2 separate regions of the Homo sapiens genome follow, and region 2 is linked to region 1. A link is an interaction called in ENCODE POLR2A ChIA-PET data of the cell type or tissue named here. Cell type or tissue: PC-9. All regions are shown on one strand. Each heading gives the region's core, and the rest is flanking DNA. Links, peaks and the distances in the headings are about the cores only. Region 1 overlaps PTPN23 (protein tyrosine phosphatase non-receptor type 23). Region 2 has its middle 9.6 kb from the start of SCAP.

Evidence for each region. ChIA-PET counts read pairs that join two places held together with the same protein. Peaks named below come from ENCODE experiments on the same cell type or tissue, not always from the same donor. Only the 100,000 strongest peaks of a DNase experiment are listed, where the experiment ranks them.
Region 2: POLR2A ChIA-PET joins it to region 1 with 6 read pairs; 9 of 35 experiments call an interaction of 5 or more read pairs at or near these places.

What each region holds. Positions count from the first base shown.
Region 1 is chr3:47,392,505-47,397,886 of GRCh38, reverse strand. PTPN23 (protein tyrosine phosphatase non-receptor type 23) reads right to left here. Exons shown (of 25, transcript NM_015466.4): 2 at 1,670-1,744. Among named protein-coding and RNA genes, the nearest start is that of PTPN23-DT, 14 kb to the right of the region's middle. In PC-9, for the core only: no CTCF peak of the experiment used is centred there; a DNase peak (open chromatin) is centred at 3,226; H3K27ac peaks cover 746 bases.
Region 2 is chr3:47,482,841-47,488,222 of GRCh38, reverse strand. No RefSeq gene overlaps it. Among named protein-coding and RNA genes, the nearest start is that of SCAP, 9.6 kb to the right of the region's middle. RefSeq lists an enhancer at 1-10. In PC-9, for the core only: no CTCF peak of the experiment used is centred there; no DNase peak of the experiment used is centred there.

The sequences.
Region 1 (5,382 bases), core at 310-5,309:
CCAGCCTGGCCAACATGTTGAAATCCTGTCTCTACTAAAAATACAAAAAATTAGCCGGGCGTGGTGGTGGGCGCCTGTAGTCCCAGCTACTTAGGAGGCTGAGACAGGAGAATCACTTGAACCTGGGAGGTAGAGGTTGCAGTGAGCTGAGATCGCGCCATTGCACTCCAGCCTGGGTGACAGAGTAAGACTAGGTCTCAGAAAAAGAAAAAAGAAAATATCTTCACTCAGTAGACTAAATGAAAATGTATCCAAAAATTTACTGATGGGTAGTATACTGGCAATAGTTGCTAGTACTGCTGGGTTATTGCAAGGATTGGTATGTGGTCCATGATAGACAAGAAAACACTAACAGCTACTGATTTCTATGGCATGTATCTACATTACTGGTACTCAAGTTCAGCCATGCCAGTGCAGACTCTTACCCTTCTAACAAAAACATAAGGGAAAACATGTTGTTATCCAATAGTACATACAATAATCAGGAAAAAAATACAGCATACCTCATTTTATTGCACTTCACAGGTGCTGTGTTTTTTACAGACTGAAGGTTTGTGACAATTCTGCATCACACAGGCCTGTCGGCACCATTTTTCCAGCAGCATGTGCTCATTTCATGACTCTGTGTCACATTTTAGTAATTCTCACAATATTTCAAACTTTTTTATTATATATCTGTTATGGTGATCAGTGATCAGTGATCTTTGATGTTACTATTATAATTGTTTTTGGTGCCATGAATTGCACCCATAGAAGACGGCAGACTTATAAATGTTCCGTGTGTTCTCACTGCTTCACTGGCTGGCCTTTTCCTGCCTCTCTCCCTCTCCTCAGGCTCCCTATTCCCTGAGACACAATAATATTGAAATTAGGCCAATTAATAACCTACAATGGCCTCTTAAGTGTTTAAGTGAAAGGAAGAGTCACACATCTTTCACTTTTGTTTTGTTTTCTAAACAGTCAGGGTCTCACTTTGTCACTCAGGCTGGAGTACAGTGGTATGAACATGGTTGGCTCACTGCAGTCCCAACCTCCTGGGCTCAAGTGATCTTCCCTCCTCAGACTCCTGCGTAGCTGGGGACATAGCTGTGCACCATCATGCCTGGCTAATTTTTTTTGTTTTCTATAGAGACAGGGCCTCACTATGTTGAGGCTGGTCTCAAACTCCTGGGCCTGAACTCCAGGAGGAACCAATCCTCCTGCCTTGGCCTCCCAAAGTGCTGGGATCATAGGCATGAGTCACACATCCAGCTGTCTTTCACTTTACATCAAAAGCTAGAAAGGGCCAGGTGGTTTCTTTTTTGTTGTTTTTGAGATGGAGTCTCGCTCTATCACCCAGGCTGGAGTGCAGTGGCATGATCTCAGCTCACTGCAACCTCCACCTCCTGGGTTGAAGCAATTATCCTGCTTCAGACTCCTGAGTAGCCGGAACTACAGGCACATGACACCACACCTGCCTAATTTTTGTATTTTTAGTAGAGATGGGGTTTCACCATGTTGGCCAGGCTGGTCTCAAACTCCTGACCTCAAATGATCTGCCCACCTCGGCCTCCCAAAGTGGTGGGATTATAGGCGTTGAGCCACCATGCCCAGCCTAGGCAGTTTCTTTATCTCCCTATCAAACCAATCCTGTCTACCCATGCATAAAAAGATAATACTATCCTCCTACCTGTCTGAGCAACTCCAGCTTCTTCAGTTCTTCATTGTAGGCTTCTGGGTTCTCTCCATAATTCTTCAGGACAAACTACAGAGAGAGAAGAACATAAGCCAGTGGCAGAGAAGACCCCCGCCTTGCCCTCTGAGTCCTGGGCAAGCACCAACCAGGACTCAGGATTAAGTGCAGACCTACAACCATAAGCGTGTCTCCTGGACCACCAGGAACTTCGCCTCCTGAACAGGCAGCACCAAAATGCTGACCACGAGAGCCGTGACCCTGCACCAACACTCTGGCAGGTCCTCCTAACGCTGCAGTCTCTCTACAAAGTCCAGGAGTCTGCCAGCTCAGGAAGCCAAGGAACTCAGCGGACTGAAATGGGGTCCTAATAAGGATTCCAGAAAGGGTCACGAACTCAAGCCTCCCTAGAAGATTGGGCCCTGCTGCGTTGTGGGGTGACTACCATAACCCTAAGCTGATAGCAACTGCAGGCAAGAGGCACCAAACAAGAGTGGGAACAGAAAGCCTCTCTCACCAACCCATTCTCCTGGCCTGGGAAAGGACAGCATAGAAACATGTGATCTGCAGTGTCCTCATCTGTGAGGAAAGACTTGCAGCTGTGTGAGGAGAATGGCCCAGGTGGGAGAAGGTGAGAAGGGGAGGTCACTACCCACATCAGAGAGAGCACTGGAGTGCCTGTCCACAGTGGCACTCACCACCTCCAGAGCAGACTGTCTTGGACAGTGAGCATACACACCCACCTGGAGGCACAGGCTTAGCCCAAAGGGCCCCCTGTTCAACTCAGATCACCAGACTAAGGCAACTGCAACTGTCCCTGTTGCAGTACTTGCTGCTGGTGTCTTGGCTAGCAATCTGGGAGGCCAGATCCACTCACGCCACAAACACTATGAGCACTGATACCCACCTCACAGGGCTCCTTAAGGCCATGACCAAGGTTTGCAAGGTAGAGAGAGGTGGCTGAGAAAGGCTGAGATGAGGCAGCCTGCTCTGTCTGGGAGCACACTCACTCACACCATGTGTGTGGCCCACCCATCTTTCCTGAGGTCCCTTCCCAGGACCCAGGATGCATAGCTAAGGAATCAGCCACATGGGAACCGGGAAGCCTGGGTGACAGCTTCTGTCTGCCTGGTGAGCAAAGGGAGAAGAGGAACAGATGGCAGGGAGGCGACAGCTGAGCTAATTACAGCATCAAGCAACCCTTTCCCAAACCTCTGAGTCTAACCCTGGTTCTTCTGTTGGTTTCAGCTCCTGAAAGTCCCTGTGTCCATAAGCTCTTTTCTCTCTCCCCATGCCACCTCTGTCCTGGACAACCCACCCCTTCAAATCCGTCCCTTACCAAGTGGCCAGAATTGTTATTTCTAGCACAACTCTGAGGTCACTTCCAGCTTTAAATCCTTCTGAAACACACACACACCCTTAGGGAGAAGATAGACCAAAACATGCTTATCTCAGGACAGTGAGATGATAGGAAATGATATATAATCTAAAAAGAATGTGTGCAGTAGCTTCCCAAAGCCTCTAGGACCAAATCTAATTTTGGCACAGAGTTTATGACCCTGCACAACCTGTTCCTGGCCGGGTGAGGTGGCTCAAGCGTGTAATCCCAACACTTTGGGTGGCCAAGGTGGGAGGATCACTTCAGGTCAGGAATTAGAGATCAGCCTGGGCAAAAGAGCAAGACCCGTCTCTACAAAAATAAACAACCTGCTCCCCACAACCTTCAAGGATTTTCCTCTGGCACCTCCCAGGGACAACCAGCCAATAGTACTTGGGAATTGCTGCTCTCAGGTATCAATGCCTATCTACATTGTCCCTACTTTCTCTACTAAGACTCAGCCGAAATGTCACTGCCTTGAACATTAGCTGCTCTTCCGCTCACATTCCAAACATGCCTCCAACATACTGTGTGCCGACGGCAGGGTCATGCCAGTGACCCCAGCCTCAAACAATAAGCATTAAGGAATGGTAGGGGCCTTATCAGATGTGTTGTATACTCAGCAAATGATTGCTTTTACAGGAAATGCAGAGGACAGATGAACACGAAAAGGAAACACTCAGAAAAATTCAGAAAATGGGGCAACAATGAACCCACTCTCTTCAAAAAATTAATGTCATGTAAAAGGAGGGGGTTGAGCAGTGGACTATTCTAGATTAAAAATGATTAAACAGGTTGGATATGGTGGCTCAAGTCTGTAATCCCAGCACTTTGGGTGGCTGAGGTCAGAGGACTGTTGAGCCCAGGAGTTCCAGAGCAGCCTGGGCAACATGAGACCCTATCTCTACAAATTAAAAAAAAAAAAAAAAATTAGCTGGGTATGGTAGCCCACGCCTGTAGTCCCAGCTACTCAAGAGGGAGAGGTGGGAGAATCAGCCTGGGAGGTTGAGGCTGTGGTGAGCTGTGTGCACACTCCAGTCTGTTTCCAAAAATAATAATAATAATAATAAATAAACAAATAAATAAGTGATTAAAGGGACAGAACACAACTAAATGCAATATGAGAACCCCAGCTGGATCTGAGTCTGCAAAAAAAAGGAAAAGTCATAAAAGATAGGGGAAAATTATTGTAGATTTTCTTAGGTATGATAATAACATTGTGATTGTGTAGAATGTCCTCACTCTTAGGAAACACATGCTGAGATGTGTCCGGGAAAAGTGATGTCCAAAACTTACTTTCAAAGGGCTTGTGGGATCTCTCTCTATCTATCTATCTATCTGGAGAGAAAACAAATAAGGTGAAATACATCCATCAAAACTAGGTAGCCGGGCACAGTGGCTTATGCCTGTAATCCCAACACTTTGGGAGGCCAAGGCAGGTGGATCACTTGAGGTCAGGAGTTCGAGACCAGCCTGACCAACATGGTGAAACCCCATCTCTACTAAAAACACAAAAATTAGCCAGGCATGGTGGTGGGCACCTGTAATCCCAACTTCTCAGGAGGCTGAGACAGGAGAATCGCTTGAACTCAGGAGGGGGAGGTTGCAGTGAGCTGAGATTACAACACTGCACTCCAGCCTTGGCCACACAGCAAGACTCCATCTTAAAAAAACAAAACAAACAAACAAAACTAGGTAACACACTGGGTGCAGTGGTTCACACCTGTACTTCCAGCACTTTGGGAGGCCGAGGCCAGAGGATCACTTGACCCCAAGAGTTCAAGGCCAGACTGGGCAACATAACAATAAATCCCATCTCTACAAAAATTTAAAAATGAATCAGCCAGGTGCAGCGCACATCTGTAGTCTCAGCTACTCCAGAGGCTGAGGCAGGAGGATCACTTGAGCCTAGCAGTTCAAGTCCAGCCTGGGCAACAAAGAGTAAATCCCATCTCTAAAAACAAAACAAAACAAAAATACTAGATAGTGAGAATTTGGGTGAGCACTGAATTATTCTTCCAATTTTTCTATATGTTTGAAATTTGGAAAACAAATGTCTTAAGAGTTGCTGAAGAGCTAAATGGTACCTGAATACCACTTTCCCCTATCAGTGGTTTTTATTTAGCCTTTTGTGGGTCCTTTGAGAATATGATAAAAGCCATGAATTAAATCCCCCTAGAAATTTTCAACTATGCACAAACATAAGGATTTACCAAGAACTTTAGGGAGCTGACAGGCATTTAACAATCTTCACTCTGATCTATCCAACTCCACCCCCTCTCCACTCCCTCCCTCAAAAATAATTATGACAACAACAACAACAAAAACACAA
Region 2 (5,382 bases), core at 210-5,209, 90 kb before region 1:
AGCCTGTAGTCCCAGCTATTCGGGAGGCTGAGGCAGAAGAATCGCTTGAACCCAGGAGGCGGAGGTTGCAGTGAGCCAAGATCGCGCCACTGCACTCCAGCCTGGGTGACAGAGCGAGACACCATCTCAAAAAAAAAAAACCACCATGAGATACTACTACATAGCCACTAAAATGGCTATATCAAAAAGACTGACAGTAACAAGTGCTGACAAGGATGTGAGGAAATAGGAACCCTCATATCATACATTGCTAGTGGGAATGTAAAATGGGGCAGTCACTTTGGAAAATAGTTTGGCAGTTTCTTAAAATGTTAAACCTAGGCTGGGTGCAGTGACTCAAGCCTGTAATCCCAGCACTGGGAGGCCGAGGTAGGTGAATCACTTGAGCCCAGGAGTTTGAGACCAGCCTGGCCAGCATGGTGAAACCCCATCTCTACTAAAAATACAGAAAATTAGCTGGGCGTGGTGGTACACGCCTGTAATCCCAGCTACTCAGGAGGCTAAGGCACGAGAATTGCTTGAACCCAGGAGGTGGAAGTTGCTGTGAGCTGACATCGCGTCACTGCACTTCCAGTATGTGACAGAGAAGACCCTGTCTCAAAATAAATAAATAAATAAATGAATAAATAAATACTATATGACTCAACCCATTCAATTCATAGCTATCTACCCAAAAGAAATGAAAACAAAGTTCTACACAAACTCTTGTGTGGTGACAAAAGTGACTCCATCTTGGATGCTAATTTGCCATGTTGACCTCAGATTAACCGCAGTCCTGTGAATGCCTCCTGATTCCTTGTTTATTTACTGTCTTTAATGTAAGAATATGTACTCACAATATATCCTACCTTTAGGTCAAAGCAACCTTGATGTTATCACGCAACTCATTCTGGCCTGTTCTAGAGGGTTGCCTTTCATTGTCTCTATAGTGCACATACCCTTTTTCCTGTGGTATATAAGTCCCGGGTCTGGGGAATAATGGTGTGGAGATCTACCTGACTTGTTGCTGACCAAGACCATGCTTGTGTCCATAAGTTCCCTAATAAATTGCCCTCTGCTGATAAACTGGATTTGTCTGCCTTGTTCTTTGGTTTCTCAGCTCCTTCTGCATTTGGGGGTCATTTCGCATATATGGCCCTTTCATGGAATAACTTGCATGGGAATATTCACAGCTGTGTTTATTATAATAGCTGAAAAGTGGAAAAAATCCAAATGTCCATCAACTGATGATAAAAATCATCATGTAGTCTATCTGTGCAGTGGAATGTTAGCAGTAAAAAAAGGAATTAAAGTACTGATACATTCTGCAACATGGGTGAACCTCAAAAGCAGTATGCTAGTCGGGCACATACCGGTAGTCTCAGCTACTCAGGAGACTGAGGCAGGAGGATCACTTGAGCCCAGGAGTTCAATGCTGTAATGTGCTGTGATCATGTCTTGTGAATAGCCACTGTACTCCACCCTGGGCAACATAGTGAGACCAAAAACCATTAAGCCAGATACAAAAGATAGGCCAGGCGCAGTGGCTCACACCTGTAATCCCAGCACTTCAGGAGGCTGAGGCAGGCATATCACTTGAGGTCAGGAGTTCGAGACCAGCCTGGCCAACATGGTAAACTCTCATCTCTACTAAAAATACAAAACTTAGCCGGGTGTGTTGGTGGGCTCCTGTAATCCCAGCTACCCGGGAGGCTAAGGCAGGACAAATTGCTTGAACCCAGGAGGCGGAGGTTTACAGTGAGGCAAGATTGTGCCACTGCACTCCAGCCTGGGCGATAGAGCAATATATATATATATATATGTATATATGTGTGTATATATATATATATGTATATATGTGTATATATATATATATGTATATATGTGTATATATATATATGTGTATATATGTATATATAGTGTGTATATATATATATAGTGTGTGTGTGTGTATATTATATATATATAGTATGATTCCATGTATATGAAATGTCCAGAAAAGGCAAATCTATAGAGATAGATGATAAATTGGTAGTTGCCTGAGGCTGGGAGTGAGAATGGAAAGGGGGTGATGAAAATGTTCTAAAAGAAGATTGTGATGATAGTTTCACCATACATTTACTGAAAGTCACTGAAATATACACTGGACAATGGGTGAATTTTATGGTGTTTACATCTATTGAGGTTACGATCCTGACTCGTAACCACTTACAGCTCTCCTGTAGTAACAAACAGCCCTCAAATCCCAGTTGGCTTAAAACGGACAGCACATTCCTCACTCACATTACATATAGGGGACCATGGGTAATGTGCTGCAGTTCTGCTCCACATGGCTTCTCATCCTGGCACCTGGTCTGAAGGAACAGTTCCAACACAGGACTATGTTCTCCTGGCTAAGGGGAAGAACAAGAGGCACATTCACACAAGCAGTGGCTCTTAAAGCTTCTGCTAGACTTGGTGTAGGTCGTGTTCACTCACGCTTTATTGGCCAAGGCTGACAATGGAGAGGGGAGGTGCACTCATCCAGCCAGGAGGCTCTACAGCCACTGGACATTGGGCAAGGGGTGCATGTGTATGATTGATCAGCTTACAGAGAAGACAACAACGAAATAACTGACTATAGTGATCTTACTCAAGTGATTGGACATTTCTTATTTCTTTCTTTTTTTTTTTTTTTTTTTTTTGAGACAGAGTCTCGCTCTGTCGCCCAGGCTGGAGTGCAGTGGCGCGATCTCGGCTCACTGCAAGCTCCGCCTCCTGTGTTCACGCCACTCTTCTGCCTCAGCCTCCTGAGTAGCTGGGACTACAGGCACCCGCCACCACGCCCAGCTAATTTTTGGTATTCTCAGTAGAGAAGGGGTTTCTTTTCTTTTCTTCTTTTTTTTTTTTTGAGATGGAGTCTAGCTCTGTTGGCCAGGCTGGAGTGCAGTGGTGCGATCTCGGCTCACTGCAAGCTCCACCTCCCGGGTTCACGCCATTCTCCTGCCTCAGCCTCCCGAGTAGCTGGGACTACAGGTGCCCGCCACCACACCCGGCTAATTTTTGTATTTTTAGTAAAGACGGGGTTTCACCTTGTTAGCCAGGATGGTCTCGATCTCCTGACCTCATGATCTGACCACCTTGGCGTCTCAAAGTGTTGGGATTACAAGCGTGATCCACCTCGCCTGGCCGCGATTGGACATTTCTAGGCCCCAGTTTGTTTTAGTTATAAAATCGGGAGACAAGCTGGCCGTGGTGGCTCACACCTGTAATCCCAACACTGGGAGGCCAAGGCGGGCGGATCACGAGATCAGAAGATCGAGACCATCCTGGCTAACACGGTGAAAACCCGTCTCTACTAAAAATACAAAAAATTAGCCCGGCATGGTGGCGGGCGTCTGTAGTCCCAGCTACTCTGGAGGGTGAGGCAGGACAATGGCGTGAACCCGGGAGGCGGGGCTTGCAGTGAGCCGAGATTACGCCACTGCACTCCAGCCTGGGCGACAGAGCGAGACTCCGTCTCAAAAAAAAAAAAAAAAAAAATGGGGAGAAAAGAGTGCCCATTTCATGGGTTTTATTGGGGTTGTTAGGATAAGTAAGCAATGACATATAAAGTAGGCCTGGTAACTGGTTTAAGGATTAGCCACTGCTGCTGTTCTTTTTATTAATTATTATTATTATTTTTTGAGACTGAGTCTTGCTCTGTCACCCAGGCTGGAGTGCAGTGGCATGATCTCGGCTCACTGCAGCCTCTGCCTCCTGGGTTCAAGCAATTCTCCTGCCTCAGCCTCCCGAGTAGCTGAGACCACAGGCGTGCACCACCACGCCCAGCTAATTTTTGTATTTTTAGTAGAGATGGGGTTTCCATGTTGGCCAGGCTGGTCTCGAACTCCTGACCTCAGGTGATCTGCCCACCTCGGCCTCACAAAGTGCTAGGATTACAGGCATGAGCCACCACGCCTGGCTGACTGCTGTTGTTCTTATTGCCTGACAAGCTCTTACCCTATAAGGCCCTACCCAAAATCACATCAGCACCTTCTTCATGATTCCTGGTCTTTGGTTTCCAATTCCCTTTTCCTCATAGCATTTGGAAGCTCAGTGGCAGAAGTCCAGGGGCTTTGGGGATAGGTGGATCAACATGTGATGATGCCTCTGCAACACAGCAACTGTGGAACCTCAGAGAAGTTGTCAGAGCTCTGGATGCAATGGTTTTTACAACTTAAAATGGGGTTTATCGGCCAGGCGCGGTGGCTCATGCCTATAGTCCCAGCACTTTGGGAGGCCGAGGCGGGTGGATCACCTGAGGTCAGGAGTTAGAGACCAGCCTGGCCAACATGGCGGAACCCCGTCTCTACTGAGAAAACAAAAAACAAAAATTAACCAGGCATGGTGGCGTGTGCCTGTAATCCCAGCTACCGGGGGCGGCTGAAGCAGGAGGATCGCTTGAACCTGGGAGGCGGAGCTTGCAGTGAGCTGAGTTCCTGCCACTGCTCTCCAGCCTGGGCAGCAGAGCGAGACTCCGTCTCAAAAAAATAAAAATAAAAAAGAAGGGGTTTATCTTACCTGCCTCTAAAGGTCATCACAAGGATTATTTGAGATAAATATATTGTAAAACCTGCTTCTGGCAAGAACCCAACAATCAATAATTGGTTATTATTATGGGCTATTATGACCTCTGTAATAAACCTTATATTTCCTATAAGGTTTTGTTTAAAGGTTCAACACTAAGACAGTTAACTTCTTTAGTACAGGAAATTAACTTATTGTATTCCTGGTCTCTGACACATGGTAGGAATTTGATAGGTAATAAAGACATTGAATAAATGTATTCATTCAACTTTGACATTTTAAATATTTTTAAATGATTGTATCATGGTTATTGAAGCTACCATTGGGGCCAGGTGCGGTGGCTTATGCCTGTAATCCCAGCATTTTGGAAAGCCAAGGTGGGCGGATCACGAGGTCAAGAGATTGAGACCATCCATCCTGGCCAACATGGTGAAACCCTGTCTCTACTAAAAATACAAAAATTAGCTGGCTGTGGTGGCGCGTGCCTGCAGTCCCAGCTACTCAGGAGGCTGAGGCAGGAGACTTACTTGAATCCAGGAGGTGGAGGTTGCAATGAGCTGAGATCGCGCCACTGCACTCCAGCCTGGGCGACAGAGTGAGACTCTATCTCAAAAAAAAAAAAAAGCTGGGCGCGGTGGCTCACGCCTGTAATCCCAGCACTTTGGGAGGCCAAGGCAGGCGGATCACGAGGTCAGGAGATCGAGACCATCCTGGCTAACATGGTGAAAACCCGTCTCTACTAAAAATACAAAAAATTAGCTGGGCATGGTGGTGGGCGCCTGTAGTCCCAGCTACTCGGGAGGCTGAGGCAGGAGAATGGTGTGAACCCGGGAGGCGGAGCTTGCAGTGAGCTGA